Regions from separate parts of the Homo sapiens genome. Here region 1 is linked to region 2. A link is a loop called in an ENCODE intact Hi-C map of the cell type or tissue named here. Cell type or tissue: psoas muscle. All regions are shown on one strand. Links, peaks and the distances in the headings refer to the core of each region. The heading gives the core; the rest is flanking DNA.

Evidence for each region. Peaks named below come from ENCODE experiments on the same cell type or tissue, not always from the same donor. Only the 100,000 strongest peaks of a DNase experiment are listed, where the experiment ranks them.
Region 1: a loop joins it to region 2, with 2.0 times the contacts of the local background. A loop is called at or near these places in 7 of 110 quality-filtered maps.

The regions. Positions count from the first base shown.
Region 1 is chr17:8,250,511-8,265,944 of GRCh38, forward strand. PFAS (phosphoribosylformylglycinamidine synthase) reads left to right here. Exons shown (of 28, transcript NM_012393.3): 2 at 3,349-3,569; 3 at 3,656-3,791; 4 at 4,517-4,622; 5 at 4,992-5,181; 6 at 5,295-5,400; 7 at 5,757-5,897; 8 at 6,014-6,138; 9 at 6,325-6,453; 10 at 7,297-7,428; 11 at 7,561-7,689; 12 at 12,410-12,483; 13 at 12,599-12,755; 14 at 13,065-13,126; 15 at 13,265-13,426; 6 more. The coding sequence starts at 3,428. Among named protein-coding and RNA genes, the nearest start is that of PFAS, 8.9 kb to the left of the region's middle. In psoas muscle, for the core only: a CTCF peak has its summit at 3,497 (motif pointing right); no DNase peak of the experiment used is centred there.
Region 2 is chr17:8,356,562-8,371,995 of GRCh38, forward strand. KRABD2 (KRAB domain containing 2) reads right to left here. Exons shown (of 2, transcript NM_001304947.3): 2 at 2,261-13,825. The coding sequence starts at 13,805. The coding sequence ends at 12,573. LOC100128288 (a long non-coding RNA gene) reads right to left here and starts at 3,980. Exons shown (of 1, transcript NR_024447.1): 1 at 1,852-3,980. In psoas muscle, for the core only: no CTCF peak of the experiment used is centred there; no DNase peak of the experiment used is centred there; H3K27ac peaks cover 5,822 bases.

The DNA.
Region 1 (15,434 bases), core at 42-8,041, 110 kb before region 2:
TCTTGAGCAACAAATTGGATGATGGTAGTGTTTACTGAGTGGCAAGACTAGGGGAACAGCAGAGTTTGGTGAGTAAAGCCAGGGTCCCGCTGAGAGGCAGTGGGACCAGAAATTGGATAGGTAGTTTGGGATAGATGGGGAGGGCCTTTGAATGTTAGGCTAAAAGTATTAACTGTAATAGTTCTGTTGCCTGATGCACACTGGAGGTCAATACACCAAGACACCAGGTTGCAGCAGAGAAAGAGGTTTAATCATAGGGCTGCTGAACAAGGAGACAGGAGGAAACCTCAAATCCATCTCCCAGAGTACTTTGGGGCTAGGGTTTTTAAAAAAGAGTTTGGAATAGGATTAGGATGAAGTGTGAAAATCATTGATTGAAGAGTGCAGGGTGAGGTCATGAAACAGGGAGATGAAGAAACTGATTCTCATGCTCACTTGGTTCCACTGTGGGAGTCTTTTTTTTTTTTTATTTTTTTTAATTTGAAAGATGAGGTCTGCCTGGCGCAGTCGCTCACGCCTATAATCCCAGCACTTTGGGAGGCTGAGGTGGGTGGATCACGAGTTCAAGAGATTGAGACCATCCTGGCGAACATGGTGAAACCCCATCTCTACTAAAAATACAAAAATTAGCTGGTCATGGTGGTGTGCACCTGTAGTCTCAGCTACTCGGGAGACCGAGGCAGGAGAATCGCGTGAACCCGCAAGGCAGAGGTTGCAGTGAGCCGAGATCGTGCCACTGTACTCCAGCCTGGCAACAGAGTGAGACCCCATCTCAAAAAAAGAAAAAGAAAGACGGGGTCTTGCTCTGTCACCCAGGCTGGAGTGCAGTGGCACAATCGTAGCTCACTGCAGCCTCAAACTCATGGGCTCAAGCGATCCTCTTACCTCAGCCTCTTGAGTAGCTGGGACCACAGGTACATGCCACCATGCCCCACTAATTTTTAATTTTTTTTTTTATAAAGACAGGGTCTTACCATGTTGCCCAGGGCTGGTCTCAAACTCCTGGGCTCAAGCAGTCCACTGCTTTGGCCTCCCAAAGTGCTGGGATTACAGGCATTGGGATTATAGGCGTGAGCCACTGCTCCTGGCTTCTGTGGGAGTCTTTGAGCTGGTGGAGTCAGCTGTTCTGCTGGAATTCAGGATCTGCTTAAGCAATTCTTTTTTTTTTTTTTTTTTTTTGAGTCAGAGTCTTACTCTGTCACCCAGGCTGGAGTGCAATGGCTCAATCTTGGCTCACTGCAACCTCTGCTTCCCAGGTTCCAGTGATTCTCCTGCCTCAGCCTCCCGAGTAGCTGGGACTACAGGTGCTTGCCACCACGCCCGGCTAATTTTTTGTATTTTTAATAGAGACAGGGTTTCACCACGTTGGCCAGGTTGGTCTTGAACTCCTGACCTCAAGTGATCTGCCCCTCTTGGCCTCCTAAAGTGCTAGGATTACAGATGTGAGCCACCATGCCCAGCCCTGCTTAAGCAATTCTTTTTTTTTGTTTTAATAATTTATGGGTCGGAATGGTGGCGCACGCCTGTAATCCCAACGCTTTGGGAGTCCGAGGCGGGCAGATCACTTGAGGTCAGGAGTTGGAGACCAGCCTGGCGAACATAGGGAAACCCCGTCTCTACTAATAATACAAAAATTAGCTGGGCGTGGTGGCGCATGCCTGTAATCTCAGCTACTTGGGAGGCTGAGGCAGGAGAATTGCTTGAACCCAGGTGGCAGAAGTTGCAGAGAGCCCAGATTGTGCCACTGCACTCCAGCCTGGGTGACAGAGTGAATCCATCTCAAAAAAAAAGAAAAAGAAAATAAATAAATAAATAAATAATTTATGACATGATATCATCAAGCAATAAATTCTTAAACAAAAGCTTTGTGATCAGAGATCCTTTTTTGTTTGTTTGTTTTTGTTTGTTTTGAGACAGAGTTTCACTCTTGTTGCCCAGGCTGGAGTGCAATGGCTCGATCTCAGCTCACTGCAACTTCCGCCTCCCGGGTTCGAGTGATTCTCCTGCCTCAGCCTCTCAATTAGCTGTGATTACAGGCACGCATCACCACGCCCGGCTAATTTTGTATTTTTTTTAGTAGAGATGAGGTTTCACCATGTTGGTCAGGCTGGTCTGGAACTCCTGATCTCAAGTTCTCACTGTGTTGCCCAGGCTGGAGTGCAGCGGCTTGATCACTGCTCACTGCAGCCTCCGCCTCCCCAGGCTCAAGTGATCTTCCCACCTCAGCCTCCCTAGTTGCTGGGACTACAGGCACATGCCAGCACACCCAGCAAATTTTTGTATCTTTTTTGAGAGAGATGGGGTTTTTGCCATGTTGCCCAGGTTGGTCTCGAACGCCTGTGCTCAATCCTCCCACCTCAGCCTCCAAAGGGCTAAGATTACAGGTGTTAGCCACTATGCCCCGCCCAATCTGGCCTCTTCTTATAAGGGCAGATTATAAGAGGTTTGGTGAGATTAGTAGCTCATTCTTGAGAGTTCCACTTTCATGACCTAATTACGTCCCAGAGGCCCCACCTCCAAATACCATAACATTGAGGATTAGGGTTTCAATATATGAATTGGGAGGGGGAGATACACAAACATTCAATCCATGGCTGATACCATTTCTCTCAGGAAATTTTTCCTGACACCTGAAGTGCAGGATTGGTGTCCACAGTCCCCTGACCTTCACCACACGGGACTGGAAATGTCTGGGTACTTGGCCTTTCTCCCCCAATAAAATATAAACCCTGTGAGAGCAGACAGAGTTTCTGTCTTGATTCACAGCGGTGTTTCTAAGACCTTGACTGGGGCCCAGCAAAGTGCATGTACTCCAGGAACACGTGTCAGGTGTGTGCCTGTACACCTCCCTACCACATTAATAAAGACCACATTTTGCAAGATTCCTTAAAATCTCCAAGGTTACATTTTTCAGGTTACCTTGTTTCTCTAAATGTCCATATTACTTTCCCCTACCCTATCCATAACGCCGCAATTTTCCTTGAAATCTGAAATCAGTTCAACAGATAGGCCATAGTTAATGTTATTTTTATTTTATTTATTTATTGAGACGGAGTTTTGCTCTTGTTGCCCAGGCTGGAGTGCAATGGCGCGATCTCGGCTCACTGCAACCTCTGCCTCCCGGGTTCAAGCAGTTCTCCTGCCTCAGCCTCCCTAGTAACTGTGATTACAGGCGCCCGCCACCACACCCAGCTAATTTTATATTTTTAGTAGAGACAGGGTTTCACTATGTTGGCCGGGCTGATCTCCAACTCCTGACCTCAGGCAATCCACCTGCCTCAGTCTCCCAAAGTGCTGGGGTTACAGATGTGAGCCACCACGCCCGGCTTAGTTAATGTTATTTTTTAGGAACCTAATTCATCTCTCCAGCAAAGGACACATCTCTCCAGCAAAGGACACCTCTCTCCAGCAAAGGACACCTGCAGAGATGTCCCCAGTCCTTCACTTCTATGTTCGTCCCTCTGGCCATGAGGGGGCAGCCCCTGGACACACTCGGAGGAAACTGCAAGGGAAACTGCCAGAGCTGCAGGGCGTCGAGACTGAACTGTGCTACAACGTGAACTGGACAGGTTGGGCCCAGGTATTAGATTCTTGGGGGACATGCCTCGGTGCTGGGGGCAGTGTCTCAAGGTGTCCTTGCCCTGTCTCCCTGCAGCTGAGGCCCTCCCCAGTGCTGAGGAGACAAAGAAGCTGATGTGGCTGTTTGGTTGCCCCTTACTGCTGGATGATGTTGCTCGGGAGTCCTGGCTCCTTCCTGGCTCCAATGACCTGCTGCTGGAGGTCGGGCCCAGGTAAGTATCTCATCCTGCCCACCCCTTTCTTCTGCTTTCCTTTGCTTCCTCTTGTGATCCTTGGGAGATTTGCTTTTCCTTTGCTCTTTGCTACTTCCTGCCTAGGAAACCACACATGTGCTTTCCCCATTTGGGTAGATCCCTCCAAAGACCTAGCCTGCTCCAAAACATGTTCTCAAAGCAAAATAAATTAGATTCCAAGTTAAAATCAAACAGTTTTGGCCAGGCGCGGTGGCTCACGCCTGTAATCCCAGCACTTTGGGAGGCCGAGGTGGGGCAGATCACGAGATCAGGAGATTGAGACCATCCTGGCTAACACGGTGAAGCCTCGTCTCTACTAAAAATACAAAAAATTAGCCGGGTGTGGTGGCGGGCGCCTGTAGTCCCAGCTACTAGGCAGGCTGAGGCAGGAGAATGGTGTGAACCCGGGAGGCAGAGGTTGCAGTGAACCGAGATCACGCCACTGCACTCTAGCCTGGGCAACAGAGCAAGACTCTGCCTCACAGAAAGAAAAAAAAATCAAATAGTTTTGATGCTAGAGGACAGTTTTGGTTTGGTTTGAGTGTACTTTAAAAGCAGGTTTCTTGTTGCCCAGCCTGAGGCTGAAAGCCAATGGTGAGGGGATAGCGGTGGGAGGTTGTCCAGACAGCAGTAGGCAGGATCCACCCTCCCAGCTGAGGCCTGCCGGGGGTTCTCCAGTCCTAACCATCAGGCCCATTGTTCAGGCTGAACTTCTCCACCCCAACATCCACCAACATCGTGTCAGTGTGCCGCGCCACTGGGCTGGGGCCTGTGGATCGTGTGGAGACCACCCGGCGCTACCGGCTCTCGGTGAGGTGATGGGGAATCAGGAGGAGGAGATGAGCCAGAGATACAAGATTAGATCCTAAGCTCTAGAGAGAAGCAGGGACAGGTGCTCCTGGCTTTAGGCCTGCTCTGTATGGTCGTACAAGTTGTTCACTGCCTGAAAGTACCTGGTTGAGGGGTAAATGGGGCAGAAATCCAGCCTATGCTTCCTTTAATTTGTGCATCCTGGCATGGATTCATACCTGGAAAGGGCGTCTTTTTGTAATCTGAGAAAAAGTGCCATATGGTGTGGCAGTGGGCTAGCCTTGCATGACTAAGAGGGTAGGAAGGTGGACCATTTCTCTCCATTCTTAAACTCTTCACCCCTTGCCCTCTGTGTGTCTGCACCCCTAGTTTGCCCACCCCCCGTCAGCTGAGGTGGAAGCCATTGCTCTGGCTACCCTGCACGACCGGATGACAGAGCAGCACTTCCCCCATCCCATCCAGAGTTTCTCCCCTGAGAGCATGCCGGAACCCCTCAATGGCCCTATCAATATACTGGGTGAGGGCCGGCTTGCGCTGGAGAAGGCCAACCAGGAGCTTGGTGAGTAGCTGGGGAGGGAGATGTAGGGTCCAGGATAGGCCAGTAGGGGTGCTGAGATCTGGAATGTGGCTGCCTGAGTTCCATAGTCACCTCTTCCTGGATTTGTCTCCTAGGTCTGGCTTTAGACTCTTGGGACCTAGACTTCTACACCAAGCGCTTCCAGGAGCTACAGCGGAACCCGAGCACTGTGGAGGCCTTTGACTTGGCGCAGTCCAATAGGTGAGGAGAAATGGGGTTGTTCCCATACCTGAGCCCATGGGTGTTGGGAGAGACCACAGGGGCTCACCTTCATGTTCCTCCCTTGGCTTAGGGGCCTCCCTGAGTCTCTGAGGGCCTGGGCTCCCGTCATCCATCAAGGAGTCTACATTCAAATCTTGGTTTTATCTTCACTTTGGCTCTGGATAGTCCAAAATGACAGAATACTTGAAGATTATGACTTTTTGGAATATATTTTGATCTGTCATCTAAGTATGAATTTGGCTGTAACTCTGCTGTTAAATGCTGGTGAGAAGACATGGCATTAAGAAATGACCCCGTTTCCACCTGCCTTCCCCTCCCTGCATCGCCCCCTGCAGCGAGCACAGCCGACACTGGTTCTTCAAGGGCCAGCTCCACGTGGATGGGCAGAAGCTGGTGCACTCACTGTTTGAGTCCATCATGAGCACCCAGGAATCCTCGAACCCCAACAACGTCCTCAAATTCTGTGATAACAGCAGGTGCTGTGCCCTAGACTGGGTTGGCGTCAGGACCCGGGGAGGGGAGGCCCCAGGCCCTGGTTGGGTTAGTGTAGGTCCCAGAAAGGAAGCAAGGTCCATGACGGGTATGTCCACAGTGCAATCCAGGGAAAGGAAGTCCGATTCCTACGGCCTGAGGACCCCACACGGCCAAGCCGCTTCCAGCAACAGCAAGGGCTGAGACATGTTGTCTTCACAGCAGAGACTCACAACTTTCCCACAGGTGAGCTGGGTTCCCTGGAGAAATAGGTGAGATCACAGAATAGGGTAGGGCAAAGGTCCCAGGCCCCTGGAGTGGGCCTGGGGAAAATAATCAGGGAAATTGGTTGTCCTTATTTTCAGTGGGGGTGGTCAGAGATGGGGGTTTGTCTCTGAGGCACCCAGACCTCTCCCCACTCTCTCTTTGCAGGAGTATGCCCCTTTAGTGGTGCAACCACTGGCACAGGGGGCCGGATTCGAGATGTCCAGTGCACAGGCCGCGGGGCCCACGTGGTGGCTGGCACTGCCGGCTATTGCTTTGGAAATCTGCATATTCCAGGTTCCATCTCCTTCCTCTCTATCCACCTTCCCTTCCAGATTCCTTGTCCTGGCAGGCAGCAAACTTCTATCTGTTAGGTCCATAGGGTTATCCTGTGTGCCTTTTCTCAGGAGGAAGGGCTCTAGGATAGCTGGCCTTTCACTAACTATGGTCATAAGTGTAGACCTGGGGAGATGAGGTGGCCAGACTGCTTTTGCAGGTCTACGATTTTCTTTAAAAACTAGCCTTCATTCAGCCAGAAAGCATGATATTGGGTTGGTCTTATGATCAGTACCTGCCCCTCAAATCTGGTTTCTTAGCCTGAGAAACTTGGCTGGGCGTGGTGGCTCACGCCTGTAATCCCAGCACTTTGGGAGGCTGAGGTGGGCGGATCACAAGGTCAGGAGATCAAAACCATCCTGGCTAACACGGTGAAACCCCGTCTCTACTAAAAATACAAAAAATTAGCTGGGCGTGGTGGCGGGCGCCTATAGTCCCAGCTACTCAGGAGGCTGAGGCGAGAGAATGGCGTGAACCCGGGAGGCGGAGCTTTCAGTGAGCCAAGATCACGCCACTGCACGCTAGCCTGGGTGATAGAGCGAGACTCCATCTCAAAAAAAAAAACAGAAAGCCTGTGTAACTCTGATTGCGAGATTCAGAGGGAAGGCTGGTGTGGGTGGTGGAAAGAAGACCAGTGCCTCACTGCAGGCTCTAGGGCTTCCTAAAGCAGGACTTCCTGAAGTGGAACATTGCAACCATGCAGGTGGTCCTTGGTGGCCTTGACTCTTCCTGAAGGATGCAGGCTGCTCCGGCCTGTCTTCACAGTTCATTCAGTTCATCCAGTTCTCTCTCCTTCCCTCCCAGGTTACAATCTGCCCTGGGAGGATCCAAGCTTCCAGTATCCTGGGAATTTTGCCCGGCCCCTGGAGGTTGCCATTGAAGCCAGTAATGGAGCTTCTGACTATGGCAACAAGTTTGGGGAACCAGTGCTGGCTGGTGAGGCTGGGGTGTGGAGGGATGACAAACACCCAGAGGGGCTTGTGGGTGGGGTGTGCGACCCAGGGGCTGTGCTATTGGGCGAGCACTGGGGGAACTGAGTGACAGGTCCCTCTGATGTTCACACTCCAGGCTTCGCCCGCTCCTTGGGCCTCCAGCTCCCAGACGGCCAGCGGCGTGAGTGGATCAAGCCCATCATGTTTAGTGGGGGCATTGGGTCCATGGAAGCTGACCACATAAGCAAGGAGGCCCCAGAGCCAGGTAAGAGCCTGCCACCTTTCTCTGGATCCAGCCAGCTTTCTCCCCAGCACAGGATGGCTACAGGGAGGGAACTTAGGGAACACTTCAGTGGTTAGTTTTTAATATGTTGGCTTATCTTATGTGTCACATAATGATGGACAACTCATTCTGAGAAATGTGGCTATTAGGTAATTTCATTATTGTGCCCACTTCATAGACTGTACATACACAAACCTAGATGGCATAGCCTGCTACACGATCCACACAGCCTCTTACTGGCAATATTATCCAGGAATTTTGTACACTTGGGAGCCATGATGAACAAAACAGCATGAGAATAAAATAAGCACAAGAGAAAATAATGCAATCAAGACGTGGTGGGCCAGGCAGGGTGGCTCGCACCTGTAATCTCAGCACTTTGGGAGACTGAGACAGGTGGATCACCTGAGATCAGGAGTTCAAGACCAGCCTGACCAACATGCTGAAACCCTGTTGCTACTAAAAACACAAAAATTAGCCAGGCATCTGCCGGGCATGGTGGCTCATGCCTGTAATCCCAACACTTTGGGAGGCTGAGGTGGGCAGATCACGAGGTCAGGAGATCGAGACCATCCTGGCTAACACGGTGAAACCCCGTCTCTACTAAAAAAATAAAAAAATTAGCCAGGTGTGGTGGCGGGCACCTGTAGTCCCAGCTACTCGGAGGCTGAGGCAGGAGAATGACGTGAACCCAGGAGGTGGAGCTTGCAGTGAGCTGAGATCCCACCACTGCACTCCAGCCTGGGCGACAGATGGAGACTCCATCTCAAAAAAAAAAAAAAAAAAATTACCCAGGCGTCATGGTGCATGCCTATAGTCCCAGCCTCCTGAGGCACAAGAACCACTTGAAGCTGGGAGGTGGAGGTTGCAGTGAGTGGAGATCGCACCACTGCGATCGCACCACTGTCAAAAAAAAAAAAAAAGACGTGGTAAATATGAGATAATATGAAGCTACTGTCAATGTAACATGGCATACCGTTTTTAGGTAAACTTTTTTTTCTCTTTTTTGTTAATTATTATTATTTTTAATCTGCATTTTCTTTCTCAAGTCAGATTTTTTTTCTCTTTTTAGAGACAGGGTGTTACTTTGTCACCCAGGCTGAAGAACAGTGGTTCTGTCCTAGCTCACTGTGGCCTTGAGCTCCTGGGCTCAAGCAGTTCTCCTGCTTCAGCCTTCCAAAGCACTGGGATTACAGGTGTGAGCCATGGTGCCCAGCCAGAATAAACTTGCTTTATATAAGTAGAATGAGTACATTCTAAAATAACAGTAAAAAGTATAGTTGGTTGGGCACAGTGGCTCACGCCTGTAATCCCAGCACTTTGGGAGGCCAAGGCAGGGGGATTACTTGAGGCCAGGAGTTTGAGACCAGTCTGGGGAATACAGTCAGACCCCTGTCTCTAAAAAAATTAAGAAATAAAACTTAGCTGGATATGGTGGTGTACACCTGTAGTCCCAGCTACCCAGGAGGCTTAGGTGGGAAGATCGCTTGAGCCAAGGAGCTCAAGGCTGTAGTGAGCTATGATCATACCACTGCACTCCAGCATGAGTGACAGAGTGAAACCCTGTCTCCAAAAAAGAATAAAAATAAAAAATAAATGTAGGCTGAGTGTGGTGGCTCACGCCTGTAATCCCAGCACTTTGGGAGGCCATGGTGGGCAGATCACCTGAGGTCAGGAGTTCAAGACCAGCCTGGCCAACATGGTGAAACCCCCTCTCTGCCAAAAATTCAAATATTAGCTGGGTGTGGTGGCGCGCACCTATAATCCCAGCTACTCGGGAGGCTGAGGCAGGAGAATCACTTGAACCTGGGAGGTGGAGGTTGCAGTGAGCCAAGTTTACGCCACTGCACTCCAGTCTGGACGTAAGAGTGAGACTCTGTCTCAAAAAAAAAAAAATTTTTTTTTAAGTGTGGTAAATACATAAACCAGTAATAGTCATTTATTGTCATTATGAAGTATTATGTAGTATACATACAATAATGGTTTGCAGTATACTTTTGTGTGACTGGCAGTATAGTAGGTTTATTTACAATAGCATCACCCACCAGCGTGCCACGATGCCACTAGGCAATAGGAATTTTTCAGCACAATTATAATCTTAAGGGATCACTGTTGTATATGTGGTCTGTTGTTAAGCAAAATGTCATTAGTCAGCCCATGACCAAAATGGAATCATACAATATGCGGCCTTTTGTGTCTGCCTTCTTTCACTTAGCTTAATGTTTTCAGGGGTTATCCGTTGCATCAGTACTTTATTTCTTTTTATGGCTGAATAATATCCCATTATGTAGCTATGTCGCATTTTGTTTACCCATTCCTTAGTTGGTGGACATTGGGGTTGTTTCAGCTTTTTAGCTATTATGCATAATGCTGCTATGAACATTTATGTACAAGTTTTTTTGTTTTGTTTTGGTTTGGTTTTTTTGAGACGGAGTCTCGCTCTGTCGCCCAAGCTGGAGCGTAATGGCGCTTTCTCGGCTCACTGCAAGCCCCGCCTCCCGGGTTCACGCCACTCTCCTGCCTCAGCCTCCCGAGTAGCTGGGACCACAGGTGCCCACCACCACGCCCGGCTAATTTTATGTGTTTTTAGCAGAGACGGGGTTTTGCCGTGTTAGCCAGGGTGGTCTCTATCTCCCGATCTCGTGATCCGCCTGCCTCAGCCTCCCAAAGTGCTGGGATTACAGGCGTGAGCCACCGCGCCCGGCCTATGTACAAGTTTTTGTATGAACATATGTTATAATTTCTCCCAGGTATATAACTAGGGGTGGAATTGCTGGGTCATGTGGTAACTATGTTCAGCTTTTCAAAAAATTGCCAAACTGTTTTCCAAAGCAGCTGTACCATTTTACATTCTCTCTGGCAGTGTGTGAGGGTTCCAGTTTCTCCACATGCTTGACAACACTTGTTAATATCTGTCCTTTTGATTGTAAGGCATAATAGTGGGTATGAAGCAGTATTTCATTGTGGATTTGGTTTGTTTTTCTCTAATGACTAATGATGTTGAGCGTGTTTTCTTTCTTTCTTTTTTTTTTTTGTAGAGACAGAGTCTTGCTCTGTTACTCAGGCTGGAGTGCAATGGCGCAATCTCAGCTCACTGCAACCTCCGCCTCCCGGGTTCAAGCAATTCCCCTGCCTCAGCCTCCCAAATAGCTGGGATTACAGGCACGTGCCACCACACCTAGCTAATTTCTTTTGTATTTTAGTAGAGATGGGGTTTCACCGTGTTGCCCAGGCTGGTCTCAAACTCCTGAGCTCAGGTAATCCACCCGCCTCAGCCTCCCAAAGTGCTAGGATTACAGGCGTGAGCCACCGCACCTGGCCGAGCATGTTTTCGTATGCTAGTTAGCTATGCGTATATCTTCCTTAGAGAAACATCTATTCAGATCCTTTCCTATTTCTTTTTTCTTTTTTGAGATGGGATCTCACTCTGTCACCCAGGCTGGAGTGCAGTGGTGCGATCTCAGCTCACTGCAACCTCCATCTTCCGGGCTCAGGCAATCCTCCCACCTTAGCCTCCTGAGTAGCTGAGACTACAAGCTCCGGCCACCATGCCTGGCTAATTTTTGCATTTTTTGTAAAGATTGGATTTCACTGTGTTAGCCAGGCTGGTCTCGAATTCCTGAGCTCAAGCGATCCGCCCGCCTCAGTCTCCCAAAGTGCTGGGAGTATGGGTGAGTTCTCCCACAGTTTCTACCCTGGAGCCCCCAGGCTTCAGGACCCTTCCGCATCCAGAGGTTGCAGTGAGCCGAGATTGCATCACTGCACTCCAGCCTGGGCAACCGAGCAAGACCCCATCTCAAAAAAAAAAAAAGTTTTTAGTGTATAAGCCTTACTTCTATTGTTAAATTTATTCCTAATTATTTTTATTCTTTTTGATGCTACTGTAAATAGACATAGATATTTTTGCCTTTTTCATTTTTCGCTTAGCAGTATATCTTGGAAATAATTTCATATTGATGAAATCATATTACTTCATTACATTCCTATATTCTCTTTTTTTGGTGGCTTAGTCTTTCATTGTATAGACTTACCATAGTTTACTTAATGAGGTCTCTGTTGTCAGCCTTTAGGTTATTTCATGTACTTGCTAATACAAACGTTACTGTGGTGTTTAATCTTGTAAGTAGGTGATTTTATACCTGTGCAAATAAATCAGCGGGATGACTTCCTCAAAGTGTATTTACCCAATCAGAGACTGTGTGCATTTGTCATTTTGGTTGTTATTGCCAAATCGTCCTCCGTAGTTGATATCAGTTTACTCTCCTATCAACCCAGTCAAGTGGTAAGGCTTCTGGGCTAGGCAGGGTGGCTCACGACTGTAATCCCAACACTTTGGGAGGCCGAGGTGGGCGGATCACCTGAGGTCAGGAGTTTGAGACCAGCCTGGCCAAGATGGTGAAACCCTGTCTCTACTGAAAAAATACAAAAATTAGCCGGGCACGATAGCAGGCGCCTGTAGTCCCAGCTACTCAGGAGGCTGAGGCAGGAATATCGCTTGAACCCAGGAGACGGAGGTTGCAGTGAGCTGAGATCACACCACTGTACTTCAGCCTGGACAACAGAGCGAGACTCCATCTCAAAAAAAAAAAAGCTGGTCAGGCTTCTCCCTAACATCAGCTTCCTCTGTGTTCACGCTGCCTTGCTTTCGAGGCCTCTTCTCGTGGCTTCCCCAGTGTTCTGATTCTGCCTTCCCTTCTTACAGGCATGGAAGTTGTAAAGGTTGGAGGTCCCGTCTACAGGATTGGAGTTGGAGGTGGAGCTGCTTCATCTGTGCAGGTGAGTGGGAATTGCTAAAGGTGCAGAATCCTTGATATAACCGGGCCCCAGGCATAGGGGAGCGTATAGGAGCTTCCAGTCTCGCTGAGCTGAGCTATGCCATATATGCCCCCAGGTGCAGGGAGATAACACCAGTGACCTGGACTTTGGGGCTGTGCAGCGAGGAGACCCGGAGATGGAACAGAAGATGAACCGTGTGATCAGGGCTTGTGTGGAGGCCCCCAAGGGAAACCCCATCTGCAGCCTTCATGATCAGGGCGCTGGTGGCAATGGTGAGGAAAGGAGTTGGAACAAGAGACTGGGCCTGCCTGGTATCCTGCCAGGTTTCGTTTAGGGAGAGGTATCAGGAATCTCCAACCAACCACCCAGCTCTGGGTCCCATTCTCCATGCTCTGTACATTCTAGACAGGTTCAGGGTTGGAAGGGTGGAAGCCTGCTGCCGTGGGATGATTGGTGGTAAGGGTGCGGCAGCAGTTGACACAGGAACACACCAAATTACAGGCCCCTTTGGAGGCCAGGGACTGCCCTTTGTTGCCTGACCACCACTAGGTCACTGCTTCTCCTTGCAACCCTCTCACCAGGCAATGTCCTAAAAGAGCTGAGTGACCCAGCTGGAGCCATCATTTACACCAGCCGCTTCCAGGTGGGTCTCGTCCCCTGAAGTGTGACATTTTCCCACCCCTGCCAGCCCCAGCCCGCTTCCACCCATCTCTCTTGCAACAACATGAGACGTGGGAGTGCCCACTGGCCCTTCTCTTTCCTCCCCGCCGTGGCTGTGCAGCTTGGGGACCCAACCCTGAATGCCCTGGAAATCTGGGGGGCTGAGTACCAGGAATCAAATGCTCTTCTGCTGAGGTCCCCCAACCGGGACTTCCTGACTCATGTCAGTGCCCGTGAACGTTGCCCGGCTTGCTTCGTGGGCACCATCACTGGAGACCGGAGAGTGAGTTGGCCCAGGGAGTTGGGAGCAAACACTGGGGCAGACATGAGCCACCTGGGTATGGGCTAGAGGGAGAGCTGTCAAGGGAGAGAGACGAGAGGAAGATGGGAGGTAGTGGCAAACAAGCTGTGGGGAATGTTGGATCCAAGGAGGGGCAGGGACTCAATATGGAAACCAAACAAGGAGTGGAAAGCACATTTGTGCCCTGATTTCTAGGAACATTCCTTGCTGGTGTTCATAGTCTCATCCCCTCTGGGTGGGGTCCCTGTGGTCTATAGATAGTGCTGGTGGACGATCGGGAGTGTCCTGTCAGAAGAAATGGCCAGGGGGATGCCCCCCCGACACCCCTGCCAACCCCTGTGGACCTGGAGCTCGAATGGGTGCTGGGCAAGATGCCTCGGAAGGTATGTGGGGTTGAGGGGATGGGTTTTTCCTGTGGTCCTCTCCACACCACCCTTTACCCTACGTGCACTTTGTCGCCTGTGTGCCCAGCCCGCCCCAGGTGTTCACACTGCCTGTCGCTGTCTGTGTTGCAGGAGTTCTTCCTGCAGAGGAAGCCCCCCATGCTGCAGCCTCTGGCCTTGCCCCCAGGGCTGAGCGTGCACCAGGCTCTGGAGAGGGTTCTGAGGCTGCCCGCCGTGGCCAGCAAGCGCTACCTCACCAATAAGGTCCTCCCTGCACCCTTCCTCTGCCCCCTGCCTCCTTCCTCCGCTCAGCCTCTTCTGCCCTCCCACCCTTAGAAAGTGCTGTGGGGGTTTTTGCCTGGCCCTGCAGGAAGCAGCAGGGGCAGGGCAGCCACCCTGATGGCCTGGTCTCCCTGCTACCCACCTTCTAAGTAGAGCTGTTGTCTGCATTGGGGGAAAGACAGGCCTCCCACTGCCCTGAGTGCCTTGGGGGCATGTGCGGGAGCTCAGGCTGTCCCTGTCCCTTGCTCTCTTGCTAACCCCACCTGGTTCCACAGGTGGACCGCTCTGTGGGAGGCCTGGTGGCCCAGCAGCAGTGCGTGGGGCCCCTGCAAACTCCTCTGGCAGATGTAGCGGTTGTGGCACTGAGCCATGAGGAGCTCATAGGGGCTGCCACAGCCTTGGGAGAACAGCCAGTCAAGAGCCTGCTGGACCCAAAAGTCGCCGCCCGGCTGGCCGTGGCCGAAGCCCTCACCAACCTGGTGTTTGCTCTGGTCACTGACCTCCGGGTGAGTTCTCCCACAGCTTCTATCCTGGAGCCCCCGGGCTTCAGGACCCTTCCACATCCATCTGTAGCCCTTCATTTCATGTTGCAACCTCCCAGTCCGCCTGCACCCCTGGCCTCTCCACATTTCTCTTCCCCTCTAATGCTGTGCCTCTGCCACCCCCAGGATGTGAAGTGTAGCGGGAACTGGATGTGGGCAGCCAAGCTCCCAGGGGAGGGCGCAGCTTTGGCGGATGCCTGTGAGGCTATGGTGGCAGTGATGGCAGCCCTGGGTGTGGCAGTGGATGGTGGCAAGGACTCCCTCAGCATGGCTGCTCGGGTTGGCACTGAGACCGTGCGGGCTCCTGGTGAGGTGTGGGAGCCCCAGGGAGGGGAGGAGGAACTATGGAGCTGGGTTGGCAACTCATTCCTTTGGACTCCTCCTTGCTCTACAGGGTCACTGGTCATCTCAGCCTATGCCGTCTGCCCAGACATCACAGCCACTGTGACCCCAGACCTCAAGCATCCTGAAGGGAGAGGTATGGACATGGCCCCATCCTTTGTGATCTTTGCTTGTGTGATCTTTGTTTGGCTCCTGCTTTGTGAGTGCTGGGCCCCCATCTCAACACTGGGCTGTGGTGTTTTCTGGGACTGATTGTCTAGGTGTCTCACCACATGCTGGGAATAGCAGTGCTGTGAGCCCCTCAGGGATGGGTCCTCCTGAGCTGTTCCCCTCCCCTCACCCCTCCCCGTCTCCCCAGGCCATCTGCTCTATGTGGCTCTGAGCCCTGGGCAGCACCGGCTCGGGGGCACAGCTCTGGCCCAGTGCTTCTCCCAGCTTGGG
Region 2 (15,434 bases), core at 3,462-11,461:
GATCCGCCCACCTCAGCCTCCCAAAGTGCTGGGATTACAGGCGTGAGCCACCGCGCCCGGCCAAAACTAAACATACTCTTAAAATACAATCTCGTGATTGTTGTGCTCCTATTTACTCAAATGAACCAAAATCTGATGCCCACACAAAAACCACACACAAATCTTTATAGCAGCTTTATTCATAATTGCCGAAAATTAGGAGCAAGCAAGATATCCTTCAGTAGGTGAATGCATAAACTGTGGTATATCCATACAATGGAATATTATTCAGTGCAAAAAAGAAATGAACTATTCAAGCCACAAAAGACGTGGAGGAAACTTAAATACACATTGTGAAGTATAAGAAGGCAGTCTGAAAAAGGAACATACTATATATAACATTTTGGAAAAGGCAGAACTATAGAGAGTAAAAAGATCAGTGGTTTCCAGGAGTTTGGGGAGTAGGAAGGGAGGGATGAATAGCTAGCTAGAGTACAGGGGATTTTTGGGATAGTGCAACTATTCTGTATGATACTTTAATGGTAGCTACATGTAATTTTACATTTGTCAAAACCCATAGAATGAGCCAGGCATGGTGGCACATGCTGTAGTCTCAGCTACTTGGCAGGCTGAGGTGGAAGGATCACTTAGGCTCAGGAGCTTGAGGCTGAAGTAGACCATGACTGCGCCACTGCACTCCAGCCTGGGCAATAGAGTGAGACCCTGTCTCTAAACAAACAAACAAACACAATAGAATGCATAGCACAAAGAGTGAACCCTAATGTAAACTACAGATTTGCAGAGGCAGGAGAATTGCTTGAACCCGGGAGGTGGAGGTTGCAGTGAGCCGAGATCACACCATTCCACTCCAGCCTGGGCAACAAGAGCGAAACTCCGTCTCAAAAATAAAAATAAAATAAAAATAAAGTCCATTATTAAACAACAAAAAAGCACCCCAAAAACCAAGGGCCAAGAAAGAGGGAATATTATTTTTCTTTTCTTTTTTTTTTTTTGGAGACAGAGTCTCGCTCTGTTGCCCAGGCTGGAGTACAGTGGCGCAATCTCTGCAACCTCTGCCTCCCAGGTTGAAGCGATTCTCGTGCCTCAGCCTACTGAGTAGCTGGGGTTATAGATGCCCGCCACCTCGCCTGGCTAGTTTTTGTATTTTTAGTAGAGACAGGGTTTCAGCATGTTGGCCAGGCTGGTCTTGAACTCCTGACCTCAAGTGATCCACTCGCCTCGGCCTCCCAAAGTGCTGGGATTACAGGCATGAGCCACCACACCTGGCCTAATTTTCTATAATGGAGAAAACACAAGGCTTATGATTTTCTGCTTCCACAAAGCATTTGGCAGAAATAGGCCAGGAATCCCTATTTTGTAGCCAGGGGAAAGGAAGAATTGTTCTCGGTAGGGGACCACTCTCTAGGGTGAAGCCTGGTCAGTGCCATAGAAACTGTCCTTGGTATTTCTGAGAATTCTGGGTCCATGCTTGGTTAGCTGAGAAACTTGTCAGACACCATATTCTAGTGAGTGCCTGGAAGATACCTGTGAACAGAAGGGGAAACGACACAAGGCCTGGGGGCTTTCAGGCAGCTTTTGGGATCTGCTACATAAAATGCCAGGACTTGAAGACAAGTGACTCTCACTCACATGAATACTGCCTTTGCAGGCCAAAGAGCAAACTGCCAAGTTACTGCCCTGTATTTCCATGTTCAAAGCTGTCTCTCCTCTTTGGTGGGACCTTGTCAATTCTTCTTTTTTTGGACGTAATTGTAGAGTTACAGAAAAGTTGCAAGAATAGTACAAAGAATTCCCACTCTTCACCCAGATTCCCCAAATGTTAACATTTTACTGCATTTTTTTTTTTTTTTTGAGACAGAGTCTTGCTCTGTCACCAGGCTGGAGTGCAGTGGCGTGATCTTGGCTCACTGCAACCTCCGCCTCCTGGGTTCAAGCAATTCTCCTGCCTCAGCCTCCTGAGTAGCTGGGATTACAGGCGCGTGCCACCACGCCTGGCTGATTTTTGTATTTTTGTAGAGACGGGGTTTCACCATGTTGGTTAGGCTGGTCTCGAACTTCTGACCTCATGATCTGCCCACCCTGGCCTCCCAAAGTGCTGGGATTACAGGCGTGAGCCACCGCACCCAGGTGCATTGGTTTTATATCTCTCTGTCCCTCTGTCCCTCCCTTCTCTCTCTCTCTCCACACACACACACACACACACACACACACACACTCATTTTCCTGTACTATTTGATAATAAGTCGCCGACATAATGCTCTTTATCTCAAGATATTTCAACATCTATTTCCTAAAAACAAGGACATTCTCTTACATAACCACAGTACAATCCTCAAGACCAGGAAATTAACTTTGATACAATATTATACTCTTCAGACAATATTCACATTTTACCAACTGTCCCAATGATGCTCATTGTAATAAAAGAATATCCTGGATCATGCATCACATTTGGTTCCCAGTGTCTCTAGCCTACTTTAACTGGAATAGCTCCTCAGTCTTTCTTTGTCTTTCTCAACATTGCCGTTTTTTAAAGAGTACAGGGCAATTATTTTGCTGAATGCCCCTCAATCTGGGTTTGTCTCTTGTCTCTTCATAATTAGATTCAAGTAGCGCATCTGTGGTAGAAATGACACAGAAATGTTCTCAGTGCATCCTTTCAGGGCAGCAGTAGTTGTACATGTACTGGGGAGGTTAACTTTGATCACTGGGTTAAGGTGGTGTCTGCCAGGTCTCTGAGCGAGGATCCTGCTGATTATATTTCTCCCTGCAAGAAGTCCTCTAATACAAAGTAGGCAGGATGGAGAATGTTCAGCAGTGATCTGCAAATGGTCCTTGGAAACTTAGCTTGTGTGACTTCTCACTGAGCACTCCTTTACAGACTTACAAGTCTTTACTCTGTGCCTATTTTTCTGCATTTAGCAGTCTCTTTATTTGTTGGTACCACCAAAGGCCAGCATGATGCCTGGTACATACTTAGTGCTTATAAATGTCCAATGAATGAGTGAAACTGACAGGCTAGAGAAGGGGGTAGGTAAGGAGAGCTGGTCCAGGAAAAGCCCAGAATGACAGTGGATTTCAGAGAGGCTCTCTTCCTGATACAGAGGGCCCCTGCACCTACAGATGAAGAAGGGTGGCAGTTTCAGGTGTCTGGACTGGTTCTCTGCACCCCATTCAGGGCAGAAAGGCAGGGTTTCAGGACTGGGAGCCAGCTGTGTTATTACAGGTGGCCTGGGTTCTGTGTTGAGCGAGATCCTAATGGTCCCTACATTTAAGGCAGCCATTTCCAGCATTTTGGCCATTGCATCAGGAGAAAGAGAGGCAAAAACAAGAGGGGATGTCATTCAAAGAACAGTACACTGAATTGTGGGGGTAGAGTGGGGAGGAGGAAAGAGGCAAACATCTGGCCACTGAATGACTCACCAAAGTTAGGAGTGAGCCATCTGTGTGAATCCCAGAGGAAAGGCTCACAAGCACTCATCTGCTACGTACTCACCCTGTAATGTCGCGGGAAATGCATAAAAGTGAAAAGAACTCCTACGCCAAAGTTCCAGGTGTGGAAAAGTTATTCTGAGCAAGGAGCTAGTCAACAGAAAGGATGTAGCAATTCAAATTACATAGAACAATAAGATTTAACAAATTGAGACATGGGGAAGCAAAAAGCAAAATATCAGGACCAAATTTTAAATGGAAAAGGGAAACTCTAACTAGATCCAAACCAAAATGATAATAATAATGATAATAATAATAATGAAGAAAAGTAAACATAAGAAAAATATGATTCTAAAAGGCAAAGTCTCATATTAAAACGGAAAGGCAATTTGCTCAGGAAGCTCACATTTCCTGCCTTCTTTGTTTGCTTGGAAAACACAGTAGAGTCGACCATCTGGGGTAATTAATTCTAGGGTAAAAATGTCAGAACCTGGGTAAACAAAGATTAGCACCATGATAAAAATAAGGAAGAACCAGGAACTAAAAAAGAAACCAAATTCAGTAAGTTCAAAGGGATAGAATTCTGAAGAAAATTCTGAAGATTCCAGGGACAAGCTTGTTTTGCCATCCGTCAACTTTTTGAATGAGAGTCCTGGGATAACTCTTGCTCTTTTATATTTCAAAGTATCTCAGGTTTCAAATCAATTTCTATAAAGCTTCCACAAAACAAATGGAAGGAAGAACTGTAAATCACAAACTAAAAAAAACAAACAAAACAAAAAACCTTTCCCCCTTACAATTCAACAACCCAAAGTCACCAAATTGAAGAAGGGTAAAGTAATTGCAGAGGTAACGGGCTCATGCACTGATTGAACCTAACCTTGGCAAACCATACTTCAATGGTCTGTTGTACTAATGTCCAGAAAGCATGCAAAATAATTTGGAAGCAAGAATGTAAGTCTGAGCTTCTCGGTTGCCTCCCCCACTGCCCTTCCTTCTCAGTGCTAATGACATTCCAATGCTTAGTCTCAAAAAAACCACTGGTAATAGGGATCTCAGAAATATCAGAAGAAAACGTTCCTTCTACCCCTAGAGCTGCAGACAAGCAGATTCTATTCCACAATATAAGGCCAAAGCTAGTTCTGAAAAAGTGGGTAAATAGAGAACATTCACAAAAGCATTCATCTCTAAGTCTCCTATCTTCTCTCCATCTCGGAAGTGGGGACATGTGCCCTGGCAGGAAGCTCAGGCTGGGGTTCTAGAAGAGGTAGGAAGTACAAAAGTAGAAGAGGACAGTCTTCATACTACACAGGGCAGAACTGGAAGAGAACTTTAAAACGAGTTGGTTCAATTGTCTGTCACCTTAGATGAGGAAGCCAAGTTCTGGAAAGAATAAGTGACTCTGGCAGTGCCTAGAGTAGCCGATGGCCTGAGTTTCTTCCTGCCACCCCACACAAAACAAGTGCAACCAGGAAATTCATGTGCCTAGACCTGATGCCTTAATTCCAAAGCTGCAAAGGTAGTTGGGACCATATGATAGTCCAACTTGGATGCCAGGTTTAAGTTGTTATCCTGTGAGTGAGGAACCACTGCAGATTTCTTTTTTTCCCCTGAAGGGCTGTGGTGCAATCGTAGCTCACTGCAGCCTTGACCTCCTGGGCTCAAGAGATCCTTCCACCTCAGCCACCCAAGTAGCTGGGCCTACAGTGTGAGCCACCAAACCTAATACCATGCCTCACTATGTTGCCCAGGCTGGTGTCGAACCCTGTGGCTCAAGCAATCCTCCTGCCTCAGCCTCCAAAGTGCTTGGATTACAGGCACGAGCCACTGCACCTGGCCCAATGGAGATTCTTGAGCAGGGAAGATGGTTATAAGCATTGACCTTGGACTTGACACTTAGGTTTGAACCCTGGGCTAGTTATTACTTTCTGAGCTTTATTTCTTTCTTTATGAGAGGAAAATTAAGTCCTTAATACACCTATTTAAACTCATTTCTTCAGCTTCAACTGACTTTGTAGGATCGTAAGGATTACATAAGAAAATGAATTTAAGGCCAGGCGTGGTGGCTCACGCCTGTAATCCCAGCACTTTGGGAGGCCAAGGTGGGTGGTGGATCACGAGGTCAGGAGATCAAGACCGACCGTCCTGGCTAACATGGTGAAACCCCGTCTCTACTAAAAATACAAAATAGCCGGGCGTGTTGGCGGGTGCCTGTAGTCCCAGCTACTTGGGAGGCTGAGGCGGGAGAATGGCGTGAACCCGGGAGGTGGAGCTTGTAGTGAGCCAAGATTGCGCCACTGCACTCCAGCCTGGGCGACAGAGGAAGATTCCATCTCAAAAAAAAAAAAGAAAATGAATTTAAAGCTCAATACTAATACTGTAGGTAAATTAGTATTCAGTAGTGTTAACTATTATTCCAAGCAGAGCTTTACTTCTGGAAGATTCACTAGGTGGGTTGTCTCCAATCAACAAAGGTAACAAGAGCCTGTCCTGGGGGAATGGAGAGATGGTAACAGATTTAAGACATTTCAGAGTTAGCCTATCAGTTATGTACTGTTGCATAACAAACCACCTCTAAACTCGGTGGCTTGAAACAACAACATTCATTTATTTTGCACATGACTCTGCAATTTGGCCAGGGCTTGTCTCTGTTCTATACAGTATTGAATGGACGATGAACTGGGGGCTGGGGAGTCTCCTTTTAAGATGGCTCACTCACATGGTTGGCAGGTTGGTTCTGTCTGTTGGCTAAGAGCTCAGCCAGGGCCGAGGGCCCAGGGCTTTGGCTCCTCTCAATGTGGGCCTCTCCACAGGCTGCCTGGGCTTCTTCACAACATGGTGACTGTGTTTCAAGAGTAAACCATTCCAAGAGAGTGAGGTGGCATTTTTATAACAGCCTCAGAAGCCACATATTATTACTGTTTTGTACTAGACTGGTCAAGGCAAGAACAAATTTCTGCCGAAGTTCAAGGAGGGGTGATAAAAACTCCATCTCTTGATAGGAAAGTGCAAAGTTCTCGAAGAACATGTGTTACAGATATACTGTTGCATTGACATTTGGAAAATATAATCTGCTACTGGTAGGGATGACATGATTTAGCAAATTGGCTAGGGGCAGTGAGGGAGAATGATACACTGATGACTCTGGGTTGGGTGACCCATGGTGCCATTAATAGAACTAGTGGAATACAGAAGGAAGAATATGTTAGGGGAGATTATTGACTCTGAGAAGCCCATAGTAGTCAGAAGGCAGGAGCCTGGAAGAGGCATAAGTGAGTCTTACACAGAAAAGTCACAGCTAAAACTAAGACTAGAAGAAATGGCCAAGGATGAGAAAGAAAATCATAACAGATTTTTAGAAAACAATTTTTTTTTTGAGAGGGAGTCTCACTCTGTTACCGAGGCTAGAGTGCAGTGGCACGATCTCAGCTCACTGCAACCTCCGCCTCCTAGATTCAAGCAATTCTTGTGCCTCAGCCTCCTGAGTAGCTAGGATTACAGGCACCTGCCACCATGCCTAATTTTTGTATTTTTAGTAGAGATGCGGTTTCGCCATTTTGGCCGGGTTGGTCTCAAACTCCTGACTTCAGGTGATCCGTCCATCTTGGCCTCCAAAGTGCTGGGATTACAGGCATGAGCCACTGCACCTAGCCTATTTTCTACTTTTTAAATGGCATTATTTTTCCATACCAGTATTTATTTTTATGTAGCCAGATGTATTAATATTTTTCTCCAAGATCACAAACATCTTTTTTCATACATACATATATATATCATACATATATATGTCATACATATATATCATACATATATATATCATACATATATATATCATACATATATATATATATATATATATATATATATATTTATTTATTTATTTATTTATTTTTTAGACAGATTCTTGCTCTGTTGCCCAGGCTGGAGTGCAGTAGTGCGATCTTGGTTCACTGCAACCTCTGCCTCCCGAGTTCAAGTGATTCTCCTGCCTCAGCCTCCTGAGTAGCTGGGATTACAGGCGCCTGCCACCACACCCAGCTAATTTTTGTATTTTTAGTAGAGACAGGGTTTTGCCAGGTTGGCCAGGCTGGTCTCGAACTCCTGACCTCAGGTGATCCACCCACCTTGGCCTTCCAAAGTGCTTGGATTACAGGCGTGAGCCACCGCACCCAGCCCCCCAATATTTTTATCATTATTTTTAAATGTTTAATGTTTAGGGGTCAGACTTCATTTTTGTCAAATGGACAGCCAATTGATCCAGCCCCATTAACTGAATAATACAACCCTTCCCACTGATTGAAATGCCACTTCTATCATAAGTTCCTAGAGATACACAGGTCTGTTGCTGGCCATTTTTCTTTTTCTTTTTTCTTTTTTTCTGGAAACAGGGTCTCTGTCACCCAGGCTGCAGTGTGGTGATACGATCATGGCTCACTTTAACTTTGGCCTCCCAGGTTCAAGTGATCCTCCCACTTCAGCCTCCCAAGTAGCTGGGATTACAGGTACATGGCACCATGCCCCGCAGTGGCCTTTCTTCAGCAGTGGGCCACAGAAACGAATATGCATGTGAGTGGCTGAGGGTGGCCACCTGGAGAGTGCCACATGCACTGCGTCTCCTCATTTGCTGCTGTGCAGAAATTGTGGACCCACTGTGGCCACATATGCCGAGTTCTCAAGAGGTGCTAGACATCCAGATTTTTATATGAACTCTCCAGTGTTTAAAGTGTTGGCAATTAATTAAAAAAAAAAAATTTAAAATGCCGGGCACCATGGCTCACGTCTGTAATCTCAGCACTTTGGGAGGCCAAGGTGGGTGGATCACCTGAGGTCAGGAGTTTGAAACCAACCTGGCCAAAATGACAAAACCCCGTCTCTACTAAAAATACAAAAATTAGCCAGGCGTGGTGGCGGGCACCTGTAATCCCAGCTACTCAGGAGGCTGAGGCAGAAGAATCACCTGAACCCGGGAGGTGGAGGTTGTAGTGGGCCGAGATCACGCCATTGCACTCCAGCCTAGGCAACAAGAACGAAACTCTGTTTAGAAAAAAAAAAAATTAAAAACATTATGTGGACAAAATACATTTGCAAGCTGAGACTAGCCTGTGGCACACCGGTTAGTGACCTCTATTCCACATGCTGAAATAATGCAGGCCAGACTGGGTCCAGGAATCCACCTCTAACTCTTTCCCACTGCCAACATTAAGATGCAAAAGAGGAAGAGTGATGTGGCAGCTCCTGGAAACCCAGGCATCTCTGGGAAAGCAAGCAGTGTTATGGCTCATGTGTCACCTTTTACCCACAGGAGTTGATGATGTGGTTCCCGGTATGCCAAGTAACTAGGAGGGAGGAGGTCAGCACTGGGGAGGGGAAGGTAACATCCTCAGTCAAAGTTGGACCTCCCAGACCTGTTAGGCAGAGTTACAAAGAAAGACAATGGGTTGGAAGGAGGATGGAAACTGAGGTGCTGGCCAAGAACATAGCAAGATTTTGGCCCCCCAAAACAAGCTGGAAAGTGATGTCACTTCCTATGTAATAATAATGTGGCTTCCGTGGAAACCTTCCAACTTAACACTGCAGAATCTGAAAAGAAATGGCAATGAGCAGAGGTCTCCCACCCTCACGTGGAGGACAGGGTCCGCAAAGATGAGTCACATTGTAGAACTTCACTATTCAGAGAAAGCCCCTTCACATGCAGAATCTCGCTGGTCTCTCAGGACAATCCTGTGAGGTAGGCAGCACCAGGGGTGTTACTGCCCCTTACAGAAGAGGGAACTGGCATTAGTGATGATCAGAATGGGTCTTAGATAGCTCTGGGATGTGCAGGAAGGACACTTGTATGAAGAATAAAAGACCGGCCGGGCGAGTGGCTCACGCCTGTAATCCCAGCACTTTGGGAGGCCAAGACAGGCGGATCATGAGGTCAGGCATTCGAGACCAGCCTGGCCAACATAGTGAAACCCCATCTCTACTAAAAATACAAAAAATTAGCCGGGCGTGGTTGGCGGGCGCCTGTAATCCCAGCTACTTGGGAGGCTGAGGCAGGAGAATCGCTTTAACCTGGAAGGTGGAGGTTGCAGTGAGCCAAGATTGTGGCCACTGCACTCCAGCCCGGGCGACAGTGCGAGACTCCATCTCAAAAAAAAAATAATAAAATAAAAATAAAAGACTGCAGGCCCTTTCTCCTTCCCCGTGCCCATTTCTGTAGAATCATTTATTCATTAAATTCACTGAACACTTTCCATGGGCTGGGCACTCTTAGGCATTGGGAACATAGGAGTACACAGGTCCTGGGCACTGTCCTCCCCTGTGGCTGGGTCAGTCATCCTTACTCTGAATCATGGCCCAGACTGGCCTTGCCCTACTCCTCTCTAGGTAGAGCAGTGATCTCAGGCCAACTCTTGCATTTTGTTCCAGAAACCTTGATTATTTCCCTGACTATTGGTCACTTCCCGAAATGCACTGAACTGTGCCAGGAATAGGATATGTTTTTAAGTGCTTGAGACACAGACAAGTGGCAGACGCATACCCAAATTCCAACCATACTTTACTTCTGACCTAATTTTAATATATGTTTCATGCAGTTACACAATTATCTGTGCATAATGCTCTGAGAAAAGGGATGGCACATACAGTTTCTCCTGAAGCGGGAAACAGAGCCCAGTTGGTAAGGTGGCCAGTCTCTAGGGCATCTTAGATGAACCTTGTTTCTTCCTATTACTTTTCCTTCATCTACTTTTTTTTTTTCTGAGATAGAGCCTTGCTCTGTCGCCCAGGCTGGAGTGCAGTGGCATGATCTCGGCTCACTGCAACCTCTGCCTCCTAGGTTCAAGGGATCTTCCTACCTCAGGCTCCTGAGTAGCCAGGATTACAGGTGCATGCCACCGTGCCCGGCTAATACTTTGCATTTTTGTAAAGACGGGGTTTCACCATGTTGGCCAGGCGGGTCTCGAACCCCTGACCTCAAGTGATCGGCCGCCTAAGCCTCCAAAGTGCTGGGATTACAGGCATGAGCCACCGTGCCCAGCCTTCCTTCATCTACTTATTTTCCTGTGATGCCTCCATGTTTTAGAGTATGTGTCTGAGGGGCAGGAATATGTATTAGATATATCTAGGGCAGTCCCACCAGCTTTACATTCTTGAGACCTCATCCATCAGTTCTTGTTTTGCAGACATATACTTCTATTGACTACAATGAGAAGTGTGTCTCTTAAAAAGGTAAGTCTGGCCGCGCGTGGTGGCTCACGCCTGTAATCCCAGCACTTTGGGAGGCAGAGGCAGGTGGATCACGAGGTCAGGAGATCGAGACCATCCTGGCTAACATAGTGAAACCCCGTCTCTACTAAAAATACAAAAATTAGCTGGGTTCGTGGGGGTGCGTGCCTGTAGTCCCAGCTACTCAGGAGGCTGAGGCAGGAGAATCGCTTAAACCTGGGAGGCGGAGGCTGCAGTGAGCCCAGATCATGCCACTGCACTCCAGCCTGGGCGACAGAGTGAGATTCTGTCTCCAAAAAAAAAAAAAATTAGCCAGGTGTGGCAGTGCACGCCTGTAGTCCCAGCTACTGGGGAGGCTGAGGCAGGAGAATTGCTTGAACTGGGGAGGCAGAGGCTGCAGTGAGCCCAGATTGTGCCACTGCACTCCAGCCTCAGTGACAGAGCGAGACCCTGTCTCAAAAAAAAAAAAAAAAAACAAGTGAACAAAGGTCTCTGGTTTTCCTAGGCAGAGGACCCTGCGGCCTTCCGCAGTGTTTGTGTCCCTGGGTACTTGAGATTAGGGAGTGGTGATGACTCTTAAGGAGCATGCTGCCTTCAAGCATCTGTTTAACAAAGCACATCTTGCACCGCCCTTAATCCATTGTTTATCTGCTGACCTTCCCTCCACTATTGTCCTGTGACCCTGCCAAATCCCCCTCTGCAAGAAACACCCAAGAATGATCAATTAAAAAAAAAAAAAAAAAGTTAAGAGCAAAAAAAAAAAAAAAAAAGTCCTGGTTGGGTGTGGTGGCGTGTGCCTGTAATCCTAGCACTTTGGGAGGCCAATCCCTTGGGCCCAGGAGTTTGAGACCAGCCTGGGCAATATAAGGAGACCCTATCTCTAAAAAAATGAAAAAAAAAATAAATAAATAAGTTCAAGTTCAGGTCCCTAGTACCTGTGAATGTCACCTTACTTGGAAAGAGTATTCGCTGATCTAATTAAGGTAAGGATCTCGAGATGAGATCATCCTCATTAGAGTGGGCCCTAAATCCAGTGACATGGATTTGGTGTCCAGTGATGTCTTTACAAGAGACAGGAAAGAATACACACAGGTATTCCTGTGTATTTCAAGTCAAGTTGTATATGGTAGTCCTTGCTTAATAAGGGAAAAGTTCGGGTCTGTGTATTTATTCTTAGGGCTGCCATAAAAAATTATGGCCTTCTCAGGGGAGAAGGCCACATGAAGATAGAAGCAGAGACTGGACTTACACTGTCACAAGCCAAGGACTGCCAAGGATTGCCGATGGCCACTAGAGAAAGGAGAAAGGCATGGAATGGATTCTCCCCCAGAGCCTCCAGAAAGAACCTACCTTACTAACACTTTAATTTCAGACTTTGGGCCTCCAGAACTGTGAGACTCAATTTCTGTTAAGTCACCCATGTGGTGGTAATTTTTTTTTTTTTTTTTTGAGACAGAGTCTTGCTTTGTCACCCAGGCCGGAGTGCAGTGGCATGGTCTCGGCTCACTGCAACCTCTGCCTCCTGGGTTCAAGTGATTCTCCTGCCTCAGCCTCCTGGTTAGCTGGGATTACAGGCACACAGCTCCAAGCCTGGCTAATTTCTATATTTTCAGTAGAGACAGGGTTTCATCATGTTGGCCAGGCTAGTCTTGAACTCCTGATCTCAAGTGACCCGCCCACCTTGGCCTACCAAAGTGCTGGGATTACGGGCATGAGCGCTGCGCCCGGCCAGGTTGTGGTAATTTTTTATGGCAGCCCTAAGAATAAATACACAGACCTGAACTTTTGTCTTTTTGAGCAAGGACTGCCATGTACAACTTGACCTGAGAGTGCAGCCTTCAATCTTTTCCTCTGGGGCCTCTGGCAACAGTTCTCAGATGACTATGCTCAGAGAGACACCTGTGACTGTCCACCCAGCAGCCATCTGTTCACCAGCAGAGGAGACCGGAAGTCCCTTGTGAGGTGCTGGGTTCTGAAGCTTCAGGAGTGGGATCCATGTCATCGTCCATATCAGATCTGTCTGCTCCAATCTCAGCCCTTTCTTCCTGCCTGATCCAAAGGCTATTTTCTAGCTGTTCTTCAGCAATTTCTAGCTCTTCTTCCGTTTGTAAAGTAGCCACAGTTTCCCGGGGCAAGTTTGAGGAATATAGCCCAAATTTGGCTTTATAGCCAAACATTGCCTCAAATGGACTTTGCTGCAAGGAAACGTCGAAAGCCTGATTCCTCACCATCTGCATGAATCGGAGGCCTTTGGCCCAGTGACATGAGTGGTTACTCTGCATCCAGGTACTTATCATGTTCTTTACATCACGGCTTGCTCCTTCCAGGGAGCCCTGGCTTTGGCCAGGGTGGTACTTACCAGATACAATCTTTAGGTCTGGCCACAACTCATTGAGCTCATGAACAACCTGGTTTGTGAACTCAACGCCACTGTCAGAGTCTAACACACTGGGTGTACCAAGAATTGTGAAAATATCTAACAAGACACTGACCACCTCATGGGCCTGTTTGGTTCTTAATGGCCGTAAAATAATAAACTTGGTTGAGTGATCCTGGTAGTATAAAATGAACTTGAACTCACCATCGGCACTGGACTGCATGTCAAGTATTTCAACTTGGCATGTGGAGTCTATGTCCTTAAAAGTCATGGGCTTTGGTGCAAGGCCTCTCTTGGGTACTGGGTTCTTCTGGTGGCACTGTTTACACAGAGTCAGATATAAGACAATAACTTCTTTGGTGACATTCCCATATTTTCCTTGCAGCTCCTTGAGCATGCGTGTCCGCCCACCATGTCCAATACTGAGATGTGTATCATGAAGAATATCAAACAACTCTTCCTTATGTACATAATACCGTATTCGATCACGTTCTCCATGAGTAGCCTCTATCAGTTTCTCTGTGCCCTGTACAGAGATCACATCATATTTTGCTGCACGGCGATAATCACGTGATGACTTCTTCCCTTTTTCTTTAGCTTCTTTAACTTCCTTTATTGTTTGAAAGTACTTTTCTTTGGAAAATACCTTGCTGTTGTAACTTTTGCTTTCTACTAACTTTGTTACACTCATAAGAAACTTTTCTCTCATGTTACTTATCTCCATTTCCATTTCACTTGCATTTGAAACCCCAGGTGGATCATTTCCAGCTCTCTGAGGCATCATGGAGAGCTGTAAGAAGGATCCTAAGAAAGGAAGAAAAGAGAACAAAGTTAAATTCACTGACACTCCCACCTGGAAGACTTTCCCTCTAAAGTTCCTCATCAATTCTTTCATCTAATTTTTGAAGATGATTATATGGAAGAATGATAATAGAATAATAGTTAAAAAGCAACTAGAAAGCCAACTAGCACCATCCAAAACCACAGCATAGCAACAGAATTTGACATCAGTAAAGATCACAAATATGTAGAGGTTTTAGACTTTAGGCAAACAGCAAAAACAATGAAGTCATTAGCTTATAGCAAGAAACCTAATCAACTGGTTTTTATTAACTGAATAGGAGAGAGGATAAACAGAAACTCCTAAGGCAGTAGGCTAAAATCTTACCCTCAGTACCCTTTAAAATAATATAAATGGGAGAACGTTGCTAAAAGGTACCACATAATAACAGCAAACTCTTAAACTGAAATTTGTACCAGGGATTGCTTCTGAGCCTTCCCATGATCAACAGAAACAATTTCTTGGCCAAGCACAGTGGCTCACGCCTGTAATCCCAGCACTTTGGGAGGGCGAGGTGGGCGGATCACTTGAGGTCAGGAGTTCAAGAACAGCCTGGCCAACAGGGTGAAACCCCATCTCTACTAAAAATACAAAATTTAGCCAGGTGTAGTGGCAGGAGCCTGTAATCCCAGCTACTCGGGAGACTGAGGCAGGGAGAACTGCCTGAACCTGGAAGGTGGAGGTTGCAGTGAGCCGAGATTATACCACTGCACTCCAGCCTGGGCGACAAAGCGAGACTGTTTCAAAAAAAAAAAATTTCTTATGGCTGAGGAGTCTGTCCTTATCTTGGGGAATCGAGAAGAAAGCTGTGGGGATATTTTTAAATGACGGTTTCCCCTTGACAATTGTCCACAAGATTAATAAAGGAAGATTCTGAGCCCTTACCCTGTGGGACCGTGTTCTCATAACTGTCCAGCATTGTGTCTCTGTAGCAATCCTTTTGAGAGCCTTCTAAATAATTCCAATCTTTGGTCATATTTTCAAATGCTGTTGCTTCCTGAAACAACATTGGCTGCTGCCACAGGGACCATATAGTCTTGGGGCCTGGGCTAAAGAGCAGCTTCAGCAGGACTGGGGAAGAGACAAGAGAGGGCACCAGGAATGAAGGCATGCAGCATAAAGGACTCTGAAAGCGAGTCAGGTGAATAAATGGAAGAAATAAGAAATAGGTCTCACATCTAACAAGATGAGTACAGCTTCATGGATGAGGGAAAGGAGTTTTGCTTTCCTGGGAGGTCTGTTGGTCTGGCCAGTTTTGACGCTGCCAGAGCTGTAGCCCATTTATTAATCTTTCCAGAATAAAGCAGAGTCCAAGTGAACTTGGGCGCAGGCTTGATGACTCCTAACAGGGGTGGCAGGATCTGTTTCCAATGGAAATATTATATCTGTGTACATAAAGATATGTCAGGAGATTATCCTGCAGAAAAGAGATACCCCAAATGGAGTCTACCTGCCACTGTGATCAGATAATTCCTTAGGGAGAGAACTTGATACTCAGTTGTCTAAACTGGGATTCCTTAGTCAGAACAGCCGTAAGACAGGATGGTGATGAGGCCAGGGGAGTTCACATGA